Regions from separate parts of the Homo sapiens genome. Here region 2 is linked to region 1. Evidence: chromatin contacts called from ENCODE Hi-C or POLR2A ChIA-PET data. All regions are on one chromosome and are shown on one strand. Each heading gives the region's core, a stretch centred on a gene start or an enhancer-like site at or near the end of the contact. The rest is flanking DNA. Distances are from core to core; before and after follow the strand shown.

Region 1 (4,608 bases), core at 978-3,477:
CCAGAAAGGAGCATTTCAAGAAGTCAGGATGCCCATCTAAGTCCAGTGTTGCTGAGACGAGGACAGAAGCTCCAAGACACACCAACAGTGAAAATGAGTCGAGGAACCGTCTGTATAGTATATATCACATTTGTGTTTTCAAAAGTTGTGTGTTTGGAAGCGGGAGGATATTTTAGCTTATTTGCAGGTTTGCTTATGGAACAGCTCTGGAAGACTCTGCAAGACTCTGGTGACAATGGCTCCCCCAGAGGAGGGAACCGGCTAGCAGGGGATGGGGTGGAGTGAGAGAGACCTTTCACTGTGTGTCTCACCCTTTGGGAGCTTTCATATTTTTATAAAATATAAATATATGACTATATTACTATTCAAAATTACAGTTTGAAAAAAGCACCCTGCCTTGGGAGCTGCTGTGGGATAATAATAATCGTTTCCTGCGCTTCTCAGGAGGATTACTTGAGATGATGTATGTCAGCTGCTTAGCTCAGGCTCAGCGTGGCACTCCATGAGGTGAGTCGCATCCCTGTCACTGCTGCTCCAGGAAACAGCAGAGAGGGCCTTGGCCTGTGTATTCGGTTCCCAGGGTTCTCGTAACAAAGTACACAAACTGCGTGGCTTAAAACAAGAGAAATTCCTTCTCTCACACTTCTAGAGGCCAGAAGTCTGGAGTTGTGGCCGGGCCCTGCTCCCTGGGAAGGCTCTAAGGAGGAACCCTCCCTTGCCTCTCACTGCTGCTGGTGATCGTTGGTTCCCTGCATTCCTTGGCTTGCGGCTGCATCACTGCAGTCTTTGCCTCTGTTGTCACACAGCCTTCTACCTTCAGTGTGTCTGTCTTCACGTGGCCTTCTTACAAGGACACCAGTCATTAAATTCAGAGCCTACAGTAATCCAGTACGACCTTGACTTGTTAATGACATCTGCAAAGACCCTATGTCCAAATAAGGCTACATTCACAGGTACCGGGTAATTCCGAGGACACCATTTAACCCAGCTGAGCCTGGCAGTTAATATTCTCACAACCACAAACTCATCCGTGACCCAGGTGAGTCCCTTCTCATTCTGGGCATCTGGTTTCCACCTATAAAATGAAAGGGGTGACTGGAGTCGCTCTAGGCCCCAGCCCAGCCCAGAAGCACTGGGTGTCCTTAGACACTCCTGGACCGGGTCTCAGGTAGGTAAGCCGGGCATCAGGAACAGGACTGAGGAGGCCGAGGCCTGTGTGTGTTTCATGTTGCTGCAGGCGAGGGACGTGCACTGGCTGTCACTGCAGACACTGCAGCCATTGCTGAGGATTTCTGAAGTCCTGAGCCCCTAGGTTCCTGGGAACAATGAAGCTTGAACTCTGTGGCCAGAATCATAGCCCAGAGCTATACTAAGACTCAGTCCTGCCCAGCCCCCTTTTATCACCTAATTCATGGCACAAGTGCAAACTCACATTCTTGTCCAAAGAGGAGTTGGAACAAACTGGATTTAGCGCAGCAGATTCTGAGGGACATCTGAGGTCATGAACTGAGCGGGCGTGTGCTGCTGAGTCAACTCACACAGGCTGCCAGGTACCATCCTCAGACTCCGCAGGAGAGGGTGGGGAATGGGAGAAACTGGAAGAAGCTTCCAAGAGGAATTTGTGGCAAACCTGCTTTACCGTGTTGGTTCCCTTTGGGTAACCAGATTGCAATAAAAACAACAAAGACACTCTCCTCGTGTATGAGAACTTCACACCTCATGAAAAGCTTTATACCTGTTCGCTTGTTTGATTTGATTCTAAAAAGTTGTGTGCAAACAGGGACTTTGATTGCAGTTTTCCAGATAAAGAAACTAAAGCTCAGAGTGGTGCCACACAGGGTCCCTCCCAGGGGCTGCTTCTGATGGCTCATTCAGGAGGGAGACCTTTAGAATTACTGCCCAAATCTCCACCCCAAGGCACCCAACACAGTGTCAGCGTAATCATCTTCCATGGGGACACTCTGTTCTCACATTCTTGTGTAAAGTATGAATACCTGCATTTTATGGAAGATTGCTATTTGTATTGATTTATAACATACAATATAAATGAAAGCAGTGTGTTTGCTATGCAAACACAGGTTCAAGACCAGCCCAGAAGACCCCTCCCAGCACCTAAGCCGTTCCAGATGGGCCTCCTGGAGTGATCACAGTTGTTCTGACTCACAGGAGGCCAGCCAGGATGCTGCCAGGGAGGCTGCCTGTGTGAGCACGCCGTCTGCAGAAGGCAGTCTCACTCTGCTAAGACAGACAGCTTAGCGCCGGGCTCCTGCTGAGGACACTGCCCCGGGGAGAAACCCTGGGCCACCCCACTCACTGTTCTAGTCCCGGGCGGGGCCGGCAGGGCCTGGGCAGGTCAGACTTTGCTGTGGGGCTGGTTTCCACAGTGAGGGAGGAGCCGGTTCCGCTGCTGACTGGTGGGCAGCTCAATGCTTTGGCCAGTCAATGACATGGCCATTAGGCAAATATTTGGGGCTTGATTTTGGTTATGGTTTTTAAAATAGAAAATGAATAAATTAGGCTTGGGGAAGTGGTGTTTTACAGTCACGTGGGAGGAACAGGCATTGAATCTGATTGTCCTTGGGCTGCAGCTAGAATTGCAGCCTCGCCTCTGTGGCATTTAGGCGTTGGCTTAACCACAAATCACAGACCAGAGAAGGCCTCAGTGTCAGAGAAAGGCCTGGAAAGAAGGAAGCAGACACAGAGAGCCACGGACTCACCCAAGGTCACACAGCTCATATCGGGTGATTGAACTGTGTGGGGGTGGAATCACATCTGTCCAGGACATCAGCATGTCACTGGCACCCATCTGGCACCTGGCAGGGAGTGGGTGTCCATTACGTGGGATGACTGTGTGTAGGAGGGAGGAAGGCAGGCAGGGAAGGAGGGAGCGGCAGAGAGCGAGGACACAGGGCTCTCATTGTCCAGGCCCTGTGCTCTGCATCACCACTCTGAGCTTGACAGACAGAAACGGGAGACAGCGGGAGCAAGCTGTGAACAAGGGAAAGGAAGGATGGAGCAAGATGGAGAGGGTGTGGGGCCCAGAGTGGGCTCTACTTTCTCAAGCCATGCCTGACTGTCCTTGGTGATGACTCGGGCAGAGAAAGAAGAGGTACCCCAGAATGTTCTCCCCAATAATCCTGGCCCCGCGCACCCGTGCCATGGACTCTGATACCAGGCTCCCTGCCTCTTCTGCTGGAGTCCTGTGGGAAGAGGGAAGGGGAAGCTGAGAGAGAAGAGAGGGCAGGCACTCACCTTCCAGTAGGGAAGCAGCAGCAACCCTTAAATCTGCTCTGTCTTTTACCTCTGACAATCACAGGCCACGTGTAATTTGATCCCTGAAACAGCCCGGTGAGGTTCCCATTCCACAGACACAAAAAGAGAATCCCTCTGGGCTCTTGCCACATTCCTGTATGATTAGTTTTCTGGTAAACATGAATAAACCAAACTAAAAAGGGCTGTTAGTGTATTTAATTTAACAAGGAGTAATTCCTCAGTAAATCCAAGGACAGAATCTCTAATGGGCTTTGCTGATGAACTGGTCAGGAGATATTTGGAGTCCAAAAAATCTCAGCAACCACAGCTCAGTTAGCATTCTATCGAACATTTACTAGGTGCCAGAACTATCTTCTTACTCTATTGTCCCATTTACTCCTTACACCCCCGAGAGATGGGTACTATTATCATGCAGTTTCCAGACGATGAAACTCCAGTACTGAGAAGTTCACTGCCTGTCTAAGGTCATCTCGATAATCACTGGTGGCCTCAGCATACTTTTAATTATATTTCCGTGCCTATGCAAGAGACTAGCCTCCGCCAAATATTGGATCTTTGAGGGAGGGGGCAGCAGAAGGACACACTGGGGTGGTGTAATCAGCTGGTGGGGAGTGGGGGAGGGAGAAGCAAGAAGAGTAGAAGAGAATCAAGAAGGTCATTTTTTGGACAGTGGGCAAGGTAAATGAAAATCAGATATTTAAAAAGAAAATTTGGCCTGGTGCGGTAGCTCGTGCCTGAAATCCCTACACATCGGGAGGCCAAGGCAGGTGGGTCACTTGAGGTCAGGAGTTCAAGACCAGCCTGGCCAACATGGTGAAACCCTGTCTCTACTAAAAATACAAAAAATTATCTGGGCGTGGTGGTGGCGCTTTCGATCCCAGCTACTCGGGAGGCTGAGGTGAAAGGATTGCTTGAGCCCAGGAGGTCGAGGCTGCCATGAGCTGTGATTGCATCATTTCACTGTAGCCCGGGCAACAGAGTGAGACCCTATCTCAAGAAAAAAAAAAAATCACATCTGGGGCTGGGCGTGGTGGCTCACGCCTGTAATCCGAGCTCTTTGGGAGGCTGAGGCAGGGGATCACTTGAGGTCAGGAGGTCGAGACCAGCCTGGCCAACATGGAGAAACCCCATCTCTACTAAAAATATAAAAATTAGCCAGGTGTGGTGGTGGGCATCTGTAATCCCAGCTACTCTGGAGCCTGAGGCAGGTGAATTGCTTGAACTTGGAAGGCGGAGGTTGCAGTGAGATGAGATTGCGCCACTGCACTCCAGCATGGGCGACAGAGTGAGACTTCATCTCAGAAAATATATGAGTAAGAAAAAGAAAAAGAAAAT
Region 2 (4,608 bases), core at 707-3,206, 35 kb after region 1:
GGAAAAGAAAAGCTTATTTGTTACCTAGTTAGTCAGGTATAAAAATTTATGCTAAAATTGATGATAATTTTTACAATAAATATCAATAATAATGATTGTGTATATTTCTAACATGAAGATTTTAATTGAAAGCAATAGCATAATTTAAGTTGACTGCAAAAACTACACGAAAATTTGAAGTATGGGCTGTTGGCATGCTTTGTAGGTAAATTAGTTACTTTTCAATATATGCAATATTTCTTTGAATTCTGTGCTAATAATACTAAGTTGTTCCAGGAGTTAGAGTCATTTAACTCAGACAGAAGTAATTTTGAAACTAATATGTTTTTGCTTCAAAGTTACATTAATTCTTCAAAAAAAGATGAACCAGTTTTTTGATGTAAATATGAATATTAAAGAAAAGTGAATTTTTGATATTTGATTCCATTACTGATAAATTTGTTTTCTTTTTTCTTTATTAACTCTTATTTTAAGTTGAGAGTTACATGTGCAGGTTTGTTATACAGGTAAATTTGCGTCTGGGGGTTTGTTGTACAGATTATTTTTTCACCCATGTATTAAGCCTAATACTCACTGTTATTTTTCCTGATCCTTTCCCTCCTCCCACCGTCCACCCTCCAATAGACCCCAGTGTGTGTTGTTCCCCTCTATGTGTCTATGTGTTCTCATCATTTAGCTCTCGCTTATAAGAAAGAACACGTGGTATTTGGTTTTCTGTTCCTGCATTATTTTTCTAAGGATAATGGCCTCCTACTCCATCCATGTTCCTGCAAAGAACATGATCTTGTTCTTCTTCATGGCTGCATAGTACTCCATGGTGTATATGTACCACATTTTCTTTATCCAGTCTACAATTGATGAGCATTTAGGTTGATTCCATGTCTGCTATTGTGAATAGTGCTGCAATGAATATATGTGTGCATATGTCTTTATAATAGAACAATTTACACTCTCTTAGGTATATACCCAGTAATGGGATTTTGGGATCTTGTAAGTATATTTGAAACAACTTGAATATGTGAGTCTCTGTAAACTTTATGAAATCTAAATACAGATCAAATATTTCCAGGGAAAATTTAGTGCCTAAATTAAGATGTGCTCTAAACATAAAATACACAGTGGATATTCATGACTTTGTTTCAAAAAAAGCAAAATATCTCATCATTAATTTTTTATATTGAGTACATACTGGAATAATAATATTTTGGATCTATTGAATTAAGTGTGTTGTTAAAATTAATTTCTTCTGTTTATTTTTGTTTTCTTAATGTGGCCATCAGAAAACTTAAACTCACATCTGCATCTCATATTCCCGTTCTATTGGATAGCACTAGAGTATGCATCCTTCACTGGGGCTTGTGTCTGAATAGCTACAATATATATTACCACTTGTACCATGCCAGAGATTGTGCTAAGAGCTTCACAAACATATTTAACCTCAAAACAACTCAACCTCAAAACCACACACATTTAACCACAAAACAACAATGAGGTAAGTTTACTGATAGGAAAATTGAGGCTCAAAGATGTTAGGTAATTTGCCCAGGGTCACACATCCAGTAAGTACAACCAGACTTCCAACTCAGAATCCCCAAATCTATGCCTTTAGTCAGAACTGTGGCATCCATTACTCGCCCACTATTGGTGCTTCCATGCAGGAATTCCTTCTCTGCATTTCTCAGGAAATGTATGTTTCCCAAATAGTAAGAAAAATCAATCAAGGAATTGAGAAAATAGAAAAAAAGTATTATAATTCTTTTTTGAGAATCAAAGATCAACAATTAACATAGAAATATTCCTGGTCAAAGGCATCTGCTGATGTCATGTCAAAAGCAAGAGCAAGAAACATTGACACACGAAGTTCAAGGCTAAGGTCAAAATTTCCTGGAACAGGGACAGGAGCACACAGAAGAGAAGTGGCCACAATCTCACTGGCCAGTCTTGCCTGTAGCTACCGTCTTGTCATCAACGTGTGTTCCTGGATTTTCTGCTGCAAACAGTGAGTCACTCCTCCAAATACAATAACTATTACTGTGTTTATATTATAGTAAACATTATGCAAATTCTATGAATGGTATTCAGAGAAAGAACAAGTTTTGGAAACAAAGAAAGTCTTTGAATTGGCAATTCCCACAGATGATTCTGAGAGGCCCTGTTAACCTTGCGAGGAAATCAGATGTTACATTAGTCAATACTACCCAGTGAGGTTCACTGGTGATTTCCAGCATTTGAATATTTCCAGGAAGCTTTAGTTTTTTACACCTACTACCAAAGTGTAAATGCTTTATAAATATTACCAAATACAAATATTTTACAAAGGCTACCAAACTTAATATTTCTTCTTATTTGTTAAATAAAAATTTTTAGATATCCATAGTAATGAAGAAAGAGCATGAAGAATGTTGGAGAATCTTTTTTAAATAACTTATAATTTTGGTAATTCTGGAGAATTCCCAGAAATTCCTATTTTTTTATGCCAAAATCCCAAAGATCAATGTCTGTCAAGAATTTGGAAATAGCTCCTGGCATCTTAGGCCTTTAAGACTGTTCATTGAAGGAAAGAATAAAGGAAGGGACAGGATCCACAGCACTGCGGTATTTCTCGCATGGAAATAGAAGAGAAGGAAAGAGCTAGATACTCTTTGTCTAGATACTAATAAGGTGACTAAACCTATGGCTGTGGGTAGAAAGTGTAGTTGTTTCCATGAAAGGCCTCTGTCTTCTAATGATACAAAATTAGGGTCATTCATTGAGAGGAAGGCAGGAAGTGGCTGGCAGACAGGGCTCCTAAGAGACTTACAAAGGTTTGAAATTACCCCGAGGGAGGATGAGAGTTGCCGTGGAATGCCTGGGAGGTCTTGTGGGTACCAGAGTTCTTAGCTGAAGTCTAAGCACTCACTACAGTAGAGAAAGGAAGCACGCGACAGGCTCCCAGTGCCACAGAACCTTATGGATTTTCTGAGTAGGCCCGGGGTACCCACATCCACACACAAGCACAGCCACACACACGCTCTCATAAACCGCATCTGGAACAGTGTGTGGGTGTCACTAACAAACTGCTATCCAATGTCCACACAGCCCATGGTGTGAGCTATCATGAAAGGGTGAAGTCAGTGTGACCCAGGATGGTCTGCCAGGAAAAAATCCACTGCAAACAGTAGGTGAGGAGAGGAAGACACACTCTAGCAAAAGTGGCATATTGGGCCGGGTGCAGTGGCTCACGCCTATAATCCCAGCACTTTGGGAGGCTGAGGCAGGTGGATCATGAGGGTCAGGAGTTCGAGGCCAGCCTGGCCAACATGGTGAAACCCCGTCTCTACTAAAAATACAAAAATTATCTGGGCATGGTGGTTCATGCCTGTAGTTCCAGCTACTTGGGAGGCTGAGGCAGGAGAGTCGCTTGAACCTGGGAAGTGGAGGTTGCAGTGAGCTGAGATCGCGCCATTGCACTCCAGCCTGGGTAACAGAACGAGACTCTGTCTCAAAAAAAAAAAAAAGTGGTATCTTGGAGCAACTGGATCTCGTGTCAAGAATGATTGTGTTTGAAACTCCTTGACTCACCCTGCATTTCACCCCTTCCCTACAAAACCATGACTACCAGCTCTAGGAGGAACCCAAATTTGGCTCTTCTCAAAAACTAAGAGTCAGGTGGCCTGGTTTCCAGCCTCAGCTATATCACTAGTTTAGTGAGTGACCCTGGGCTTCTCTGAGGTCCAGCGTGATCTTCTGGTTAGTGGGGCATTTCTCTAGGCATGTTTGTGCTCTGTTAGCTTTCTGCCTCAAGAAACAGAGACTTACATATAGTTCTGCACCTGGAAGGACATTCAGAGTCCAAGGTGCCCTTTGTGGGTTCAGTGTACACCTGTGGCAGCTGCAGGGGCTTGCTGTCCTTAGCTCTAGTACTCATGTTACTATAGATGGAGCTAGGTTCCTTCTGTGTGTGTGTGTGTGTGTGTGTGTGTGTGTGTGCATGTGCGTGCACTTCTCCTTGGATGCCTGCTTGCTTCTGTCTCTCATGGACCATTCAGAGAGAGAGAGATAATCTGATTGGCTTGGAAACATCCATCTTTCTGGTTTGGGCTTAACCTTTTCGGCTAAGCCATCTCATAGAACAGTTGCCCAGCCTACAGCTCAGCTGCCTTCGGGTCAGGTGCCCACCACAACTCTCTCAGCTGTGTCCAGAAGGGATTGGCCATGTGACAGAATGTGGCAACTGTGAGCTCAGGACTCCCCCAGCTGCTCCCTTTTGGGGGCTGTAAGACACCAGGCATCCTGCTCCCCAGAGCTCCCTCCAGCTCTGGCACTTATGGAGGTTAACCTATCCCAACCCCATGCTCCACCTCCTAATAACATTTGATTGTATGCCAGCTGGTGCCGGACTCTGAGCTGGCGGGCGTATGTTACACTCTATACTTCTCTCAGTGGCTCTCCAAGTTAGATGGGCCCGTCTTTACAGAAACAGAAACTAAGGCCCAGTAAGTTAAAGTCACTCAGATAATAAGGGGTGGAACCAGGAGTAGAACATAGGTCTATGTAATGCTAGGACTTATTTTCTTTCTATTGTTACCCTTATGTTTCCTTGCAAAATCTTTATAATCAATTTCTCCC

Evidence for each region. Hi-C counts contacts between places; a loop is a spot of excess contacts on that map. ChIA-PET counts read pairs that join two places held with the same protein, here RNA polymerase II (POLR2A).
Region 2: a map of PC-3 shows a loop between it and region 1 (7-fold over the local background). The contact joins two enhancer-like sites. A Hi-C loop is called at or near these places in 2 of 168 maps with a recorded cell type or tissue (PC-3 and endothelial cell of hepatic sinusoid). POLR2A ChIA-PET finds 5 or more read pairs at or near these places in 4 of 52 experiments (H1, MCF 10A, activated CD4-positive, alpha-beta T cell and 1 more).

Annotation. Positions count from the first base shown.
Region 1 is chr3:194,869,429-194,874,036 of GRCh38, forward strand. No RefSeq gene overlaps it. Among named protein-coding and RNA genes, the nearest start is that of LINC01972, 100 kb to the left of the region's middle. Within about 2 kb of position 2,228, at least 29 of the 41 ENCODE cell types and tissues checked have a DNase peak (open chromatin) inside an H3K27ac peak, as active enhancers do; they include PC-3, where a contact is called at or near this core.
Region 2 is chr3:194,904,400-194,909,007 of GRCh38, forward strand. No RefSeq gene overlaps it. Among named protein-coding and RNA genes, the nearest start is that of LINC01972, 140 kb to the left of the region's middle. Within about 2 kb of position 1,957, at least 2 of the 41 ENCODE cell types and tissues checked have a DNase peak (open chromatin) inside an H3K27ac peak, as active enhancers do; they include PC-3, where a contact is called at or near this core.